Regions from separate parts of the Homo sapiens genome. Here region 1 is linked to region 2. The links are chromatin contacts, found by Hi-C or POLR2A ChIA-PET in ENCODE. All regions are on one chromosome and are shown on one strand. The core of a region is the stretch at or near the end of the contact, and the rest is flanking DNA. Distances in the headings are between cores, read along the strand shown.

Region 1 (5,417 bases), core at 201-2,700, 250 kb before region 2:
GGAGTGGACAGAGAAGTTAGAGCTTTAGAGGTGCCTCATCCACCCGTCCTGCCTCCCCATTTCTCCTGGGTCCCTGTCTGCCCCCAAGAAGACCCACCTTTTATAAGTGCCTATGCTCTGGTCTAGATGCAACATGGACTCAAACCTAAGCTGGGTCATAAAACATCTCAGGGGTCACGAGGAACAAAAAGTGGGAGTCTTGGCCAGCTCTAAGTGTCCCATTGACTATGAACGGAGCTTTAACACATCAGCTACCATCCTAAAATGTATGAAGGAGAATCAGGGGAGATCATAGCAAATCCCTGATGAAAATTTTGTAAAATACACAAAACAATATGCATAGTTCATGCATACGTAGTAAAATAGAAAACTATGCACTAGATATAGACTAAACACCAGCAAACACTAGGAATCCTATCACTCAGAGTCCTCCAGTGTCACCAGCTGGCTGTTCTTACCTCAGAACTGTTTATAAAGAAATAGAGTTAGGATGAAGGAAACATTTCCTCAATTCCTCTCCCAGTCTTAGTTCCTCTTATCCTTCCCAAAGCAGCTACTTGTATGAATCTGGTCAGTATCTGGTGCACAGTTTTATATTTTACTATAGATGTATTCATGAGCTACACACGTATTGTGTTCTTTTTCTTTTCTTTTCTTGAGATGGAATCTCGCTCTGCCGCCAGGCTGGAGTGCAGTGGCACGATCTCGGCTCACTGCAACCTCCTTCTCCCGGGTTCAAGCAATTCTCTCGCCTCAGCCTCCCGAGTAGCTGGGATTACAGGCGCCCACCAACACATCTGGCTAATTTTTTTTTTTTTGTATTTTTAGTAGAGACGGGGTTTCACCCTGTTGGCCAGGCTGGTCTTGATCTTCTGACCTCGTGATCTACCTGCCTCGGCCTCCTGAATGCATTGTGTTTTTTAATATGATTTTCATCAAGGATTTACTATATTCTCCCATTGCAATTTAGTTTTTTTCACTGTATGTTATATTCTACCTTTCTTTGAAAGGGGATTAAAAAAAAAAACTACATACACACACACACACACACACACACACAGAGAGAGAAAGAATGTTGCAGATTTTGTGCTTTTGTTTGCTTTTAGCTCAAAAACAATTGCAGCTTTTGTTATTGTGTTGCTGTATCACTCCCAGGTTCATTTGTCTGTATCCCTAATCATGCAGAAGCCCCAAGTGCAGGGACCATGGCTGGCGCTGAGCGTAAGTCCCAGCACCTAGTAGATGAATATGTGTTGACTGAATGGTTTTCTGTCCCCCAACCCTGAGCTGCTACCCGAGGAAAAAGCTGCTGCTGTGTGGCCAGCCCCTCCCTCTCTTCCCAAGGCCCCACTTTCTCATGCTCTCTCCTTCCTTGCCTGTCCTCAGCAGCAGCTGCAAGAGGATGTAGGTCTGGAAAACTGGAATGAAGTCACACTAGAGAGCTGGACACCAAGCCAGCTACACAAGCCGCTCAGCCTGGGTGTTGCTCCTTCCTGCCAGCCCTACTTGCAGAAGGATATATGTTTAGGAAACTTAGCCAGAAAGAAATCTAGTGAAAATGAGCTATGAAACTTGGACATCCTGGAGAAATAATATTTACAGAGGAAACTTTTGAGACGAACTCTCACCGGCACAACAAACCTGGTGTCGGGACTCATGGCTGAGGGCTGAAGTCATGTGCTAAGCAGGCCTCTGGCTCTTGTTTACCTCTATGAGGCCTCTTCATGGCCATGATGGAACTCCACAGATGGCAAAGCCAACCCTATTCAGCCCCATGGCCAGACAAGTGGGTGCTATTGAAGGCAGCAAAACAGAAATGCATAGGAAATGAAAAGCTTTTTAAAAATCTTCTTTGATTGGCTGGGCACGGTGGCTCATGCCTGTAATCCCGGCATTTTGGGAGGCCGAGGGGGGTGGATCGCCTGAAGTCAGGAGTTTAAGACCATCCTGGCCAACATGATGAAACCCTGTCTCTACTAAAAATACAAAAAAAAAAAAAAAAAAACTAGCCAGGCATGATGGTGCGTGCCTGTAATCCCAGCTACCTGGGAAGCTGAGACAGGAGAATCGCTTGAACTGGGAGGTGGAGGTTGCAGTGAGCTGAGATCACACCACAGCACTCCAGCCTGGGCAACAGAGTGAGACTCCATCTCAAAAGAAAGAAAAAAGAAACAAACAAACAAAAAAAACTTCCTTGATTACCTAAAAAGACCTCCCCTTTGGGGTTTCTGTCGCACCTATAATGTGTTTGACTAAATATCTACATATATGGGCGATAGGTTGAAAAGAGTCCCAGGCAACTAACCTCACTCCATTCCATGGCTACAGATGGGATCCTGGATGGCCACCCACCATCTTGTCCATGTGTGATCTTGAACACAAGAGGGTCCAAGCAGGAGAGTATCGCTGGATTTGGATCAATCCATTCCCATAATTGGAGCCCAAGAGATTGTGTGAAAGACAGGAAAAAGTAGGATACTTGGAGTACTCGACCTGGGGTCTGGTCATGATTTTTCCCCTTCTTAGAAGTATAACATTGCATAAAACACACTCTCACCAAACTTCAGCTCTTCACCAAAGGACAGAGCAAGCACCACCTTCCTCCAGGGAACACTTCGAGGAGAAAAGGCCACAAAAGCACAGAGGAAACAGTCATACGAGTACTGGCCACTTTCCATGCATTAGCCCTTACAACAACTCCCACTATAGATAAGGAAACAGAGGCAAATACTTTGCCCGATGATCACACAGCTAATAGGCAGCCAAGCAGAACTTGAGTTCATGCAGTTGTGTTCTGGAGCCCACACTCTTTAATTTTATACTGTTTATATCAAGATAGAAACTAGCATGGTGCCTGGCACATTGTAGGTGATCAATAAAAGTTAGCCCCTTCCTTTGATCTCTCTTAAACATATAGGATTATGCTGAGAAATTGACACAAAAGTATATGTGAAGGTTCTCTGAAAACCATAAAGTCTGATAACCATTTAAAAAAAAACCAGCTTTATTGAGATAACACACATACCATACAATTCACCTATTTAAGTTGTACAATGCAATGGATTTTCTTACAACTTAACAGAGTTGTGCAACCAACACCACAATCCATTTTAGAATATTTTCCAAAAGAAGCCCCATGCCTTTTAACCATAATTCCCCCATCTCCACCCACCCTGGCCCTGGATACCCTGAATCTACTTGCTGTCTTTATGGATTTGCCTATTCTGGACATTTCATTTAAATGGAAACATAAAACACATGGTCCTTTGTGATGCTTTCTTCCCACTCAGCACTGTTTCCAGACTCATCTGTGTTGTGGCATGCCTCAGAACTCTGTTCCTTTTTATTGCCAAAGAATATTCTATTGGCATTCCATGTATCTACTTGCTCCATAGACTGTTAGACTGAGAAATAACTTTATGGAGACTGAGCGCAAATACCCCTCATTTTACTGAAAAAGAGACTGTGTCTAAGAGGCTATGCAGCCTAGCCAAGATCACTCAGCTCAGAGCCCAGCCTTGAGCCTTACAACTCTCCACGTGGTCCCATCTTACTGCCCCCCTCAGAGAGTTATTGGAGACATAATTCAAAGTGCACAGCTTATTGATAATGGGCCAGGAGAATCATCTCTGCCAATATTAGCCCAACACCATTCATTCACCAAATAATGTAGACTGCCCCCTGTGTGCAGGGCACTGTAGGAGGTGCTGAGGACCCCAGAGGGAACAGGACAAGATCTCTGCCCTTCCTCTCAGAGTGTACACTTTCCTGAGGAGGCAGAAATAGATCAGTAGCTCCCTAGATAATAAAATCATTGCATGTTGTACTAAGTGCCATGAAAGAAACAAGGGGCAGAGGAGGAAGAGGATGTGGGGGAGGGTGGTATTGGCAGGGAGAATGGGGTGGGGATGAAAGGACCCCGTGCGCAGAGTGTCACACACTCTGGGGAGGGCCTCTTTTAGGATATTTAGGCTGAGGCCTGGAGGAGAAGGACCTTGTGAATATCTGGAGGAAGAATGTCCCAGAGAGAAGGCTATAGCATGTGCAAAGATCCCAGGAAAACAGGGAAAGTTTGAAGTTTAATAGGAGCAGAAAGAGCGAGCAAGTGGTGTGACTGAAGGCTCGAGAGAGCAGGGCCCAGCTTACAGTGGAGGCCCATAGGCCTGTTCCCTCACGGCTACACTCTCAGAGCTAACCATTCCTAGGAGGACCCGTGAGAAAGTGCATCAGTGGCTTCCAGTTCCTTCCTGTGAATTAAATAAACTCCAGTTGCCACTGGAAGCTAGAGGAAGTCCTGAGTCTCTATAGCAAAGACTTCCAAGGAAGGGAGAATTGCATCTTAGGTAAAGGTGATGAAACTATGAATCATCCTGGGGGTGAATCAGGAGATAAGGAAGGCAAAGAGAAATAAGAAAATACAGGCATATTAACAGAGAAATGGTTAAACAATTATGGTATAGCTACATAATGGAACACAATTCAATCAGCAAGAAGAAAGAAGTTTACTCTTTCCATCCTGATGTAGAAAGATCTACAATTAGTTGTTAAGCAAAAAAAAAAGCAAGGTGCAGAACTGTGTGCTCAGTACATTACCATTAGTATGAGATAGTATGTCTTTTGCAATATACGCACACAAGCTCTCTAGAAAGGATACACACACAAGGTGTCTAGGAGGGGTTTCCTTGTTTCTGCATCCCCCCAGGAGATGTGCACTCCAGAACGAAGCTTTTCACTATCTCCTCTGCTGTTTGGGAAAATGGAAGTATATTTCCTATTCAAAGAAATTAAATTAAAAATGAAAACAGGCCAGGCGCAGTGGCTCACACCTGTAATCCCAGCACTTTGGGAGGCTGAGGCAGGCAGAGCATAAGGTCAGGAATTCGAGACCAGCCTGGCCAACATGGTGAAACCCCATCTCTACTAAAAATACCAAAATTAGCCGGGCATGGTGGTGCATGCCTGTAATCCCAGCTACTGGGGAGGATGAGGCAGGAGAATTGCTTGAACCCGGGAGGCAGAGCTTGCAGTGAGCCGAGATCGCGCCACTGCACTTCAGCCTGGGCAACAGAACAAGACTCCGTCTCAAAAGAAAAAAAAAAAAAGAAAAGAACACAAAGAAAAGGCAATGAGGGGTCGAGATCTACCAACCAAAGCTCTGTGTGTTCCAGCCTCTCCTGCCCCTTGGCCTCTGCCAAGATGAACCTCAGAGATGCCCCCTCATCCTCCTAGGGAACTAACTATTGGGCAGCCACTGGTTCCTGGTCTAGATTTCACTCCTAGTTGTAATGATGGTTGTGACGGTCTAGTGACCAAATAAATTATCCCGAAGAGTCTAGAATTAATTCCAATTCCCAAATGTGAATTATCAAAGCACCTTTCTCAAGAGGGCACCCTAGGGTGAATAAACAAGTTAATAA
Region 2 (5,152 bases), core at 1,503-4,002:
TAGAGCTAGAGTGTACTTACTTAAACCTAGATGGTATAGCCTACTACACACCTAGGCTATACAGTACAGCCTATTGCTACTAGGCTACAAACCTGTACAGCATGGTACTGTACTGAATACTGTAGGCAACTGTAACACAGTGATAAACACTTGTGTATCTAAACATAGAAAAGGTAATGCACTGCACTAAGCTAAGACATTAGGATAGCTATGATCTCACTAGGCAACAGAAATTTCTCAGCTCTATTATAATCTTATGGACCACCGCCGTTATCTGCAGTCCATCATTAACTGAACCATCATTATGCAGCCTACGACTGTACACATATATATGTATAGACATATACACATATACATACACTTACATATATATAAAATTATTTTATTCGGGCATCTTCACCTAAATTCCAAGAAGGCAGAACTTGTGTTGACCACTGTATTTCCAACGCCTGTAACAGTAGTGCCTGGCATGTAATGGATGTTTAATAAATATTATTAACGGGACCAGTAAATAGAAGCTATTTTTTCTATAATGGTTGGAAGGGCCCTCATAGACCACCTAGACCAAAGTTCTTCACAGGCCAGGAAACTCAGACCAGGTGGCATCAGATGACCTGCCCTATGGTTCCAGCTTCCCCAGAACTGAGTGGCGGGGACTAGGGACCCTGACTTCAGTGGCTTTGCTCTGCCTCAAGTCAGCCCATTCAGTGCCCACAACAACTTAGCAGGTTGGTGCCCTGTGCTCCTCATCTGAGGAATGGAAACAAGGAGATGGTTCACCCTCCCAAGTGTCAGGATGTGGATGTCCCAGTGACTGGCATTCTATAAAAGCAAAAAGGACAGGTGGAGACACAGAAGTCCGCTCTGGAAATCCATCAACAAATGTCCTCAGAGTTGAGGAACTGCAGACAGCTGCAGCACAAAGGAGCCAAAGGCCACTGTCTTTCTCTCTCAAAATCCACCCGCACCAAGGACCCTCTTGGCTTTCTAAATGATTGAAGGCAAGCAACTGTGGTCTCATTTCTGGGGTGCCTGGATGACCTCTTGCACAGACACAGGGGATTCTGTGGAGAAAAATGCCAACCCCTGCTCCATCATTTCTAGGTGCACGACCTCTCTGGGTACCAACTTTTCGTGGCTTAGGATCAAATGAGAAAACACGTGCACAGCACCTGGCACAGTGCATGGCACATAGCAGGCACACGAAAACATTAGCTGTTAGGAACCGCACGTTTAATATTCAAAGTCAACCCTCCATACATCTCACCAGCTCTTACCATTGCCCCCTAGAGCTGAGAAATCTGAATAGAAGGGCTTGCATTGGACTGGGGCTATTCAGCCTTAGAAATCCAACTCCAGGTAATCGTTTAAAGGAGCCCATTTTCCTATTCAAGTAGAGTGAAAAGAACTCCACCTCAGTCCCCAAGCCACTCAGGACCTCTCATAAGGCTGGCAAAGGGAAGATTCCAGTCTGAGAGCACTGGCCACCTAACTCTATTCCCAGAAAGTGGAGTCCGGCCCAGAGCTCCCTGGAAGTTGAGGTAACAAGACCCAACAAAAATATCCTGTATTCTCTTCACCACCTGTCTCCGCAAGCGAGTAATAAGACAAAGTATTAAAGAGAGACATCACCAGTAATCAGAATGTGGTAACTAAATGAGTCTTTTGTCTTCCACTTACAATGTGCAAGCTGGTCCGGTTCCTCAGCCTCTCTGAACCTGCTTCCTCAACTGTTTAAAGAGAAAAGCAACCTCTACCTCCTGGGGCTGGTCAAAGGATGAAATGAGAGAATTCTGTTCAGCGGTGTCTAGGACATTAGCTGCTGCTTTTAGTTCAAGAAGCCCAGTGCAGCCTATGCCGGAATAAGCATTACTTGCTCCAAAAGAACACTCTGTACAGCAAAGGCAGCCCTTTCCTAGACCACAGACCACACCACTCCAACATGGGCCACAGGTTGGGAGCAAACACTTACTCCACCAGAGGCTTCCTGAAATCTTACAAGCAAATGGAGTGAAAGTAGAAACTGAGACCCAAACAGCTTCTGAAAAGTGGATGCCCGGCTGGAAGTGGTGAGGGACGTTCCCCCACGAAAAAACTTGGACTTGGCAATCATTGCTTTGGACTTCGCAATGTAAATTGCCACTTTTGATGACTTGGGGATTCTAGAATGTTCCGGTCGCTCACTGATTCACAAATATAAGGTCTGGGGTGACCTAAACCTGCATGGTGTGTTCCAAGAGCCCCCAAAGCGTTCCAAGAGCTGGTGACTTTCGGCTCACGTAACTAACCTGGGCCTCAGTTTCCCTCCAGACCCTAACGAAGGAGATAACGGTTGTTGCCTCTACAGGGAAGCTGCGAGGCTAAACGGGGATGGCGCGCTAAGGCGCTCCCTAGACACAGCACGGAGCTCCCCGCGCGCGGTTCCCATTCGCTCCCGGAGAGAAGGGCGGCGCGCGGGCTCACACAAAAGCCCAGGACCTTCCTCCGCTGCAACTGTAGAAAAAGCAACTGGAACGCGAGCTGGGGCAGCGGCCGGGCCGGGGGCTCCTCCCGCAGGCGCCCAGGAGCCGCTCGGCCCGTGGCCCGGCCGGGGAGCAGGCGCCCCGCGGGAGCGCTGAGGCCCCGCTGTGCCGAACCGGGCGGGGGCGGAGGAGGCGGAAGCGGGGGCGGCCGGAGCGCGGTGGGGATGTTTAAAGGAAATTTACAATCATTTCCTCTCTGTGGTTTGGTGACAAATCAACAACATCCTGTTCTTTTGTGAGGCTCCGGGCGCCTGCGAGGCGGAGGCAGCGCTCCGGCTCTTAAAGGGACACACACAGGGCCCCTCTCCCAACGGTTCCCTGCGGCTCCCCCCCAAAAAAATACAGCTTCCTCAAGGCGTCACCTCCGGGGGCGCGCGGCCGGAATGCGGGGGCTGTGGCCGGAGCCGCCGCCAGGCCACGACCTGGATCGCGTCCCTCACCACCCCCCACCCCGCCCGACGGGAGGAGACGGCCGCGGCGGCGGCGCACCAATCTGAAGGACGTCCCGGCCCGGGGCCATGTCCCGCCGAGGGGGTGGGCAGGGGGCGGAGGGGCGTCCTCCCGAGGGTTCCCGTCCCTCCCCCCAACCCCAGGGCAGCTCCGCCGGGCTTCGGACCTCCGGGTAGTTATCCCCCTCCCCCAATCCCCTGGCCTCGAGTTTTGCAGTCCCAAAACTCTGGATTTATGGTTAAAATGTCGACGTACGCACAGGAGGTTTATAAAATGCCAAAGCAGAGACTTCCCGAGCTGTAGAAGTAATGAGAATCAGATGGTCGGGACCAGGAAAAAAAAAAAAAAAAAAAAAAACTACTCAACTGGCCTCCTGGGATTTCGTTCATTCAGTCATTTAATGAGTATGTTTTACTAAGTGCTGGTCACTACTCTAAGCCCCCGCACCGCAGGAACAACACAGATACGGTTCCTGCCCACAGGGGGCTTAGATTCTCAAAAATGAATGAACAGGATTATTTCACATCTACAAGTGCTATGAGTTTTTTAATGGGTCACATTCTAGAACAGCGGCTTTCTGTAGGGACACCTCTCTGAGGGGTCTGACCTGAGGCATCCAAGGATGAAAAGGCAAGGGTGCTAGGAAGAACTGGGTTGGAAAGGTCCAAACATTATTATCAGGAAAGAGCTCAGAAGTCTCATCCCAAAGACCGAGTGAAGGGCAGCCCCAGGGCTGCATTTTCCCCTTGAATACAAGCCTTGATAAGGGGCTTGGGTCCTTCTGCTCTTGCTATATCGCCTGAGCCTTTCCTTTCATCTCTCGGCCTCACAGCTTCCTATAAGGAAAATGAGACACTGAACTAGATACAGTACTTCTCAACCTAGGTGCAAATGAGAATTCCCAGGGAGGCTTTCAAAAACACTGACACCCCTGACCCCACCTCAGACAAAGGGAATGAGGATCTTTGGTAATGGGGCCTAGGCACTGGCATTTCTGTAAGACTTCAAAAGTGAGTTTAGTGTACAACCAGGGTTAAGAGCCACTGACTTAGGGCCGGGCGCGGTGGCTCACGCCTGTAATCCCAGCACTTTGGGAGGCCGAGGCGGGCGGATCAGTTGAGGTCAGGAGTTTGAGACCAGCCTGACCAACATGGAGAAACCCCGTCTCTACTAAAAATACAAAATTAGCCGGGCGTGGTGGCGTGCACCTGTAATCCCAGCTGCTCAGGAGGCTGAGGCTGGAGAATCACTTGAACCCGGCAGGTGGAGGTTGCGGTGAGCTGAGATGGCGCCATTGCGTTGCAGCCTGGGCAACAAGAGCAAAACTCTGTTTCAAAAAAAAAAAAAAAAGAGCCACTGACCTAGATGATATTTAAAGTTTGGGTTTAAAATGCAGTAAGGTGGCTGGGCGCAGTGGCTCACGCCTGTTAATCCCAGCACTTTGGGAGGCCGAGGCAGGCAGATCATGAGGTCAGGAGATGGAGACCATCTCCTGGCCAACATGGCGAAACTCCGTCTCTACTAAAATACAAAAAATTAGCCGGGCGTGGTGGCACCGCCTGTAGTCCCAGCTACTTGGGAGGCTGAGGCAGTGGAATCCCTTGAACCCAGGAGGCAGAGGTTGCAGTGAGCCGAGATCGCGCCACTGCACTCCAGCCTGGTGACAGAGCAAGACTCCATCTCAAAATAAAATAAAATAAAATAAAATAAAGTGCAGTAAGAAGGCCAGGCGCGCTGGCTCACACCTGTAATCCTAGCACTTTGGGAGGCCAAGATGGGCAGATCACCTGAGGTCAGGAGTTTGAAACCAGCCTGGCCAACCAGCCTGGCCAACATGGTGAAACCCTGTATCTACTAAAAATACAAAAAAAAGTTTAGCCAGGCATGGTGGCAGGCGCCTGTAATCTCACCTACTTGGGAGGCTGAGGCAGGAGAATTGTTTGAACCTGGGAGGCGGAGGTTGCAGTGAGCCGAGATCGTGCCCCTGCACTCCAGCCTGGGCGACAGAGGGAGACTCTGTCTCAAAAAAATAAATAAAAATAAAGTGCAGGAAGAGCTATTTCAATTCAGGGCATAATCATCCACGTTCATTGAGTGCTTAGCAGCTGCTATATAATACCCTAAGTAAGCTACATATGTATTTTATCTAATTTAAGTTACAAAGAAAAACCTTACCAACT

Evidence for each region. Hi-C counts contacts between places; a loop is a spot of excess contacts on that map. ChIA-PET counts read pairs that join two places held with the same protein, here RNA polymerase II (POLR2A). Pooled maps may share reads with other maps.
Region 1: POLR2A ChIA-PET joins it to region 2 with 14 read pairs in OCI-LY7. The contact joins two enhancer-like sites. A Hi-C loop is called at or near these places in 3 of 50 pooled maps. POLR2A ChIA-PET finds 5 or more read pairs at or near these places in 3 of 52 experiments (OCI-LY7, RWPE1 and activated T-cell).

What each region holds. Positions count from the first base shown.
Region 1 is chr5:142,601,862-142,607,278 of GRCh38, reverse strand. The region is part of intron 2 of FGF1 (fibroblast growth factor 1); the gene reads left to right. Among named protein-coding and RNA genes, the nearest start is that of FGF1, 82 kb to the left of the region's middle. Within about 2 kb of position 1,450, at least 3 of the 41 ENCODE cell types and tissues checked have a DNase peak (open chromatin) inside an H3K27ac peak, as active enhancers do.
Region 2 is chr5:142,354,676-142,359,827 of GRCh38, reverse strand. The region is part of intron 3 of SPRY4-AS1 (SPRY4 antisense RNA 1); the gene reads right to left. Among named protein-coding and RNA genes, the nearest start is that of SPRY4-AS1, 32 kb to the right of the region's middle. RefSeq lists a silencer at 2,478-3,127 and enhancers at 3,165-3,966, 3,967-4,768. Within about 2 kb of position 2,752, at least 34 of the 41 ENCODE cell types and tissues checked have a DNase peak (open chromatin) inside an H3K27ac peak, as active enhancers do.